Regions from separate parts of the Homo sapiens genome. Here region 1 is linked to region 2. A link is a contact called in ENCODE POLR2A ChIA-PET data. All regions are on one chromosome and are shown on one strand. The core of a region is the stretch at or near the end of the contact, and the rest is flanking DNA. Distances in the headings are between cores, read along the strand shown.

What was found. ChIA-PET counts read pairs that join two places held with the same protein, here RNA polymerase II (POLR2A).
Region 1: POLR2A ChIA-PET joins it to region 2 with 10 read pairs in activated CD8-positive, alpha-beta memory T cell. The contact joins two enhancer-like sites. POLR2A ChIA-PET finds 5 or more read pairs at or near these places in 2 of 52 experiments (activated CD8-positive, alpha-beta memory T cell and naive thymus-derived CD8-positive, alpha-beta T cell).

Annotation. Positions count from the first base shown.
Region 1 is chr5:178,481,870-178,485,289 of GRCh38, reverse strand. All of the region lies in intron 2 of COL23A1 (collagen type XXIII alpha 1 chain), which reads left to right. Among named protein-coding and RNA genes, the nearest start is that of COL23A1, 110 kb to the left of the region's middle. Within about 2 kb of position 1,474, at least 4 of the 41 ENCODE cell types and tissues checked have a DNase peak (open chromatin) inside an H3K27ac peak, as active enhancers do.
Region 2 is chr5:173,015,190-173,019,014 of GRCh38, reverse strand. All of the region lies in intron 2 of ATP6V0E1 (ATPase H+ transporting V0 subunit e1), which reads right to left. Among named protein-coding and RNA genes, the nearest start is that of SNORA74B, 3.6 kb to the left of the region's middle. RefSeq lists an enhancer at 1,021-1,564. Within about 2 kb of position 2,319, at least 18 of the 41 ENCODE cell types and tissues checked have a DNase peak (open chromatin) inside an H3K27ac peak, as active enhancers do.

The sequences.
Region 1 (3,420 bases), core at 225-2,724, 5.5 Mb before region 2:
ATGTTGGCCAGGCTGGTCTCGAACTCCTGAGCTCAAATGATCCGCCCTCCTGGCCTCCCAAAGTGCTGGGATTACAGGCGTGAGCCACCACATCCTGCCTATCCTGACATTTCTTTACAAACAAAACTACACCAATTTCATATTGTTGGAATGAGGTGGGGAATAAAGGCATAAGCTAACCAATAGCATATTGCTGGAATTTTTGGAGTACATTTTTACACATTTCATTAATTTTTTAGGTCAAGATTGCCAGAGCCGTAAGCGAAGTCCTCTAAATTTATTTGTCTGTTCAACCCACATTTATTGGATGCCCACTTTGCTAGGCACTGGGGGTCCTTGGCCAGAACCTAACATCTAAGGGACACTTCCGATATGCTGGACTCTTTACAAATATGGGCTTTTATTTATCAGAAAGAAAGAAACCATTGTGTCTGGCCTCACTGCTCTTTTTTTTTTTTTTTTTTTTTTGAGACAGAGTCTTGCTCTTTCACCCAGGCTGGAGTACAGTGGCGCGATCTCAGCTCACTGCAACCTCCACCTCCCAGGTTCACACCATTCTCCTGCCTCAGCCTCCTGAGCAGCTGGGACTACAGGCACCCACCACCACGCCTGGCTGATTTTTGTATTTTTACTAGAGACGGGGTTTCACCGTGTTAGCCAGGATGGTCTCAATCTCCCGACCTCGTGATCCGCCCACCTCGGCCTCCTAAAGTGCTGGGATTACAGGCGTGAGCCACCACGCCCGGCCCGGCCTCACTGTTCTTACAGTTTCGGGAGCCAGACACACTAGTCACATAAACAGTCATAATGTCCCATGGTCACTGCTAGTGGTCTCTTGCATGAGGATCCTAGGATGAGGGGACAGCTAACTCTGTGGGGTAAATCAAGAAGGGCTTCTGAGAGGGGACCTCGGAGCCATCCTTGAGGGACACCCAATCTTCGTTCTTTCAACAAAATGCTGTTAATTTTCTTTGGTGCATTGTGCCTTGCTTAATTTTTAATAGATTTAACATTAGAATAATCCCCAAAACAGAAAAAATGAAAACAAACTTCTTTTGAAAATCTTGGTTGGGCGTGGTGGCTCACACCTGTAATCCCAGCACTTTGGGAGGCTGAGGTAGGCGGATCACCTGAGGTCGAGTTCAAGACCAGCCTGGCCAACACGGTGAAACCCCATCTCTACTAAAAATACAAAAATTAGGCAGATGTGGTGGCATATAATCCCAGCTACTCAGAAGACTGAGGCAGGAGAATCGCTTGAACCTGGGAGGTTGCAGAGAGCCGAGATCATGCCATTGCACTCCAGCCTGGGCAATGAGAGTGAAACTCTGCCTCAAAGAAAAAAAAAAAATCTTGCCTAGCACAGAGCCGGTACCCAGTAAAATGTGCTCTGTAGTGAAAGGAAGCAAGTGCGCGTTGCTGAGTGTGTACATCCCTTTTCTTTGTGCACTTCCTGCTGACAGCATCACAGTTTTCTTTGAAGAGGAACCCCGCTGCACGGGCTCCACGTGCTTTGTGGGTAAAGATGGCCGCATTGGAGATGGGCCCCGTAACCTAATACTGGAGGGAGAAACCCAAATAAAATCCAAAGAAAAGGAAAGAAAACAAGTATGGGAGAGGGCTTCATGCCTAGGAATAGAAGTGAAGCTTTTCTGAACATGCCTTGTGGTTTTTAGGTTTGACTCGGGAAACGTAAATATTTTTATGTAATTATTTAAAACTGTAATAATTTTTAAAGACTGGAACTCATAATTTTTTCACATGTGCCTTCCCACTTCTGAGTTGTAGTCAGCTGGGGTGCTGGAAAGCCAGGAGAAGGGGAAGATGTGAGCAGAGAGAATCTAGAAATGCTGTGTCTTGAGGGCGAGTGGATTCCCGGAGGTCTTTTGTTTCTTGGAGCGGAATTCTGACAGTGTCTTTCTAGGGATGCCTCTAGCACCAAGATTCCTACCATTCAAGATTTTTTTTTTTAATTCCTCAGTTTTATGTGGCATCTAATGCCTTCTCCATATACTTATCTCCCCAGTAATTCAAAAGGGACTCATTTGAAGAACTGTGTGAAATTACATGCAAATATTTAACTCTAGATATCTGCATAACATTGCCTTAAGATGGTCATCAGTGACCTGCTTATTTATCCTATTCACATTTTAAAATTTTGGCACAATGTACATAACATAAAATATGACATTTTAGTTTTTTTTTTCTTTTTCTTTTCGAGACAGAGTCTTACTCTGTTTCCCAGGCTGGTGTGCAGTGGTGTGATCATAACTCACTGCAGCCTCAGCCTCTTGGGCTCAAGCAATCCTCCTGCCTTAGCCTCCCAAGTAGCTGGGACTACAGGCAGGCACCACTAAGCCTAAGTCTTTTCTTTTTTCTTTTTTTTTTGAGATGGAGTCTCTCTCTGTTGCCCAGGCAGGAGTGCAGTGGCGCGATCTCTGCTCACTGCAAGCTCTGCCTCCCAGGCTCACACCATTCTCCTGCCTCAGCCTCCTGAATAGCTGGGACTACAGGCACCCGCCACCACGCCCGGCCGATTTTTTGTAGTTTTAGTAGCGACGGTAGCAACGGGGTTTCACCATGTTAGCCAGGATGGTCTCGATCTCCTGACCTCGTGATCTGCCCTCCTCGGCCTCTTAGAGTGCTGGGATTACAGGTGTGGGCCACCACGCCCGGCCAGCCTAAGTCTATTGTAACCATTTTTAAAAGTACAGGTCAGTGGCATTAACTGCATTCACATTGTTGTTCAGCCATCACCACCATCCATCTCAGAACCTTTTTCTTCATCTTCCCCAACTGAAACTCCATACCCATTAAACGATAATTCCCCAATCCCCTCTTTGCCCCGCCCCCGTTCTACTTTCTGTCTATATGAGTTTGCCTACTCTAGATACTGCATATAAAAGGAATCATAAAATATCTGTCCTTTTGTGTCTGGCTTCTTTCAAAAGCTCATTAGCAAAATACCTTCAAGGTTCATCTGTCTATCTAGTAGCATGTATCAGAACTTCATTCCCATTTAAGGCTGAATAATATTCCACTGTATGTATACACCACAATTGGTTATTCATCTGTTGATGGATATTTGGGTTGTTAACCTTTTGGCTGTTGTAAATAGTGCTGCTGTGAACGTTGGTATAAAACTATCTGTGTCTTTTGGGAATATACCTAGGAGTGGAATTTCTGGATCATATAGTAATTCTGTGTCTGACTTTTTGAGAAACTACCAAATTGTTTTCCACAGCAGCTGCGCCTTTTTTTTTTTTTAATTATACTTTAAGTTTTAGGGTACATGTACACAACACGCAGGTTTGTTACATATGTATACATGTGCCATGTTGGTGTGCTGCACCCATCAACTCGTCATTTACATTAGGTATATCTTCTAATGCTATCCCTCCCCCCTCCCCCGACCCCATG
Region 2 (3,825 bases), core at 1,070-3,569:
CACTGCACTCCAGCCTGGGCAACAGAGTGAGACCCTGTCTCTAAAAAAAGAAAAGAAAAATAGCATAGATTTATCTTTAAAATTTTCTTATATAGCTCACAAAGTTCTGTATAAAGGGTCTTATATATGATACGGTAATTCATATGCCAAATAAAGTTTTGAGAATCACTTAGCTCAGACAAAAGCAAACAACAAAAAAATATGCAAATGTCTGAGTATTCAAACCATTCTTCACTTACTAAAGAAATATTTAATGAGCACCTACTAAGTTCTAGGCCTCAGAAATACAATGGCGAAAAATGAAATGTCACTATCCTCACAGAGCTTACATAATAGAATGTCAGGTGATAACTGTTATGAAGGAAGTCAAGCAAGGAGAAGGAATAGAGAGTGGCTTGACGGGGCATTATTTCGACAGGGTGGTCAGGGAAGGAGGAAGACAGACAGGGGAATGAAGCAGAATACACACTGCCTTTAGTTCCTACTCAAAATCCAGCTGACCATTGAACATGGGTTTGAACCATGCAGGTCGACTTGGATGCCTGGGCCTGCTCATATGCCTGCCTGTCCTGCCTCCACCTCCCTTTCCACCTCCTCCACCTCTTCTGCCTCTACCACACCTGAGACAGCAGGACCAAGCCCTCTTCTTCCTCCTCCTCAGCCTACTCAGTGTGAAGACAACAAGGATGAAGACCTTTATGCTCATCCACTTCCACTTAATATAATAGTAAACATATTTTCTCTTCCTTATGATTTTCTTAACATTTTCTTTTCTCTACCTTCCTTTATTATAGGAACACGGGATATAATACGTATACAAATTATGTGTTAATTGACTGTTTATGTTATTGGTAAAGCTCCTGATCAACAGTAGGCTATTAGTAATTAAATCTGGGGGGATTCAAAAGTTATAAATGGATTTTCAACTGTGCAGGGGATCGGAACCTCTAACTTCCACGTTATTCAAAGGTCAACTGTGTATGAATTTGAATTTCTTTCATTGGTGGGCAGTGGTGTGGGGAGGAGGGCAGGGTTAAGGTAAACAAGCCCAACCAACCTCCAACTACCAATCTGGGAGAGTGAAATTTGGTAACATACTGCTATCCTTTCTGCATGGTACATTGGGATCTAGGGAATCCCTTTCTTTTCTTTTCTTTTTTTTTTTTTTTTTTTTGAGAAGGAGTCTCGTTCTGTTGTCCAGGCTGGAGTGCAGTGGCACGATCTCAGCTCACCACAACCTCCACTTCCTGGGTTCAAGCAATTCTCCTGCTTCAGCCTCCTGAGTAGCTGGAATTACAGGCACGCGCCACCATCCCCAGCTAATTTTTGTATTTTTAGTAGAGAAGAGGTTTCACTATGTTGGCCAGGCTGGTGTCGAACTCCTGACCTTGTGATCCGCCCACCTTGGCCTCCCAAAGTGCTGGGATTACAGGCGTGAGCCACTGCAGCCGGCCAGGAATCGCTTTTTTTTTTTTTTTTTTAGACGAAGTCTCACTCTCGTCACCCAGGCTGGAGTGCGATGGCACGATCTCGGCTCACTGCAACCTCTGCCTCCCGGGTTCAAGCGATTCTCCCGCCTCAGCCTCCCGAGTAGTTGGGATTACAGGCGCCTGCCACCACACTCGGCTAATTTTTGTATTTTTAGTAAAGATGGGGTTTCACCATGTTGGCAAGGCTGGTCTCGCACTCCTGATCTCACGTGATCCGCCCACCTCGGCCTCCCAAAGTGCTGGGATTACAGGGGTGAGCCACCACGCCCAGCAGGGAATCACTTTCTAAGGGTAAGTGGATATATCACTACAGCAGTCTCCTTTCACGCTTTCAGGACTTTAAATTTCCCTATAAGCGGGGAACTAGCCAAGCCCCAACTAGGCCATTATCCGGGTGGATCTTTTTTCTTTCATTTACTGTCATTTTTAGAGCTTTTCCAATCAGAGGATCAAAAGGCTGATTCTGATCACCAATGGAGAGATTGCTGGAGAATTAGCCAGCACCATATCAGAAGCTTGTGCCCACAGAAACAAAAGGTGATTTTGTGACAGGAAACATGACACCTGAGGAAAGCAGGCCAAAACAGATAGTTCAAGCTGACTCACTTAATAAACAAAAAGTTCATTCAGATGAGATTTTCTGATCCATCCTTAGAAGTAGGGTATTAAACACAAACACAATACTAAGACTTGTAGTTGAGGTTCAACATCATCCATCTGACATTATAAAAAAAGGAAGAGAACAGCACAGGCGGACACACTGAAAAGCTCTGTGACTGCAGTTGACGCTAATGGTGCAGAGCTAAGAGTCATGGAAAATTCCAAACTAACCAAGGACTTCCCCAATCCCGGCAGGCAATACAAGCTGCCTGAAAAAACACTTTCGTAAGAGACTGAGACAACTGGCCAATGCCTAGAAATACTAAAAAAATCCATTAGAATTTAAACTAGCCCCTATCTCCTTTTGTTACCAAGAATATAGCACAGAATGAAAACACCACTTCCCAGCACTTTGTAGGATGTTGTAGCGGAGTGGTTCTCCTCCCCAGCTGCAAATTATAATCACTCAGGGAACTTTTAAAATATACTGATGCTATTTCTGAGAGTGGAAAAAACATTGACTCCTTTTCCTCTGCTTTCACACCACAATAATCAACACAGAAGAGACTTCTACAGCCAAATGTGTGGGGATTTCTCCCCACCAACAAGCACACAATCAATTCTGCAGCGGACTCCAGCTGGGTGTCCTCCAATTCAATCCTGACATTATCTGCCTGGAGGTAGCATCAGCATCAGATCTCACAGGGTGAGGGCTTGGTTCCACAAGACCGCCCCTCACTTCTGATGCCAATCGCAAGCCCCAGGTTGTTCTACCTGTGCTTCTGACCAACTGGCTATAAATCGGGGAGGCTCTAACCTTTCTTAGGTTCAATTAATCTACTAGAGCAGCTCGCGGAGCTCAGGGAAACACGTTTTCTGGTTTACTATAAAAGATACTACAATCTGGGCATGGTGGCTCACGCCTGTAATCTCGACACTGGGAGGCCAAGGCGGGTGGATCACTTGAGCCCAGGAGTTCGAGATCAGCCTGGCCAACATGGTGAAACCCGTCTCTACTAAAAATACAAAAATCAGCTGGGCATGGTGGCACACATCTGTAGTCCCAGCTACTTGGGAGGGTGAGGCAGGAGAATCACTTGAACCTGGGAGGCAGAGGTTGCAGTGAGCCAAGGTCGCACCACTGCACTTTAGCCTGGATGACAGAGTGAGACTGTCTCAAACAAACTAACAAAAGATACTACACAAGATACTGATGAAGGGATGGACAGGGTGAGCTATGGAAAGGGGCACAAAGTTCTCATGCTCTTCCTGGGAACACCAGCCTCCAGGAATAGCTTCCAGCTTTCCTGAACCTCTCAGAACCCAATCCTTTTGGGTTTTTATGGAAGCTTCATTGTGTAGGCATGATTGATTACATCACGGGCCATTGGTGATCAGTTTAAGGTTCAGCCCCTCCCCCTTCCCCTATGGTTGGGCTGTGGGGCTGAAAGTCCCAACCCTCTAATCCTTCCTTGGTTCGTGATTAGATCCCATCCTGGAGCTACCAAGGGGCTGCCAATCATCAGTCAACTCATTAGCATACAAAGACACATGTCACTTTGGAGATTCTAAGGATTTTAGGAGTTGTATACCAGGAAATGGGAACAAAGACTAAATTTGTATTTCACAATATCACAATTTCACATATAACCTTTCATTTAATTCTTGTACTAGGAAACAGGCAGAGAGAGTCTAAGTGATTGGCCTATGGTCACAATGCTAATTAGGTAGTAGT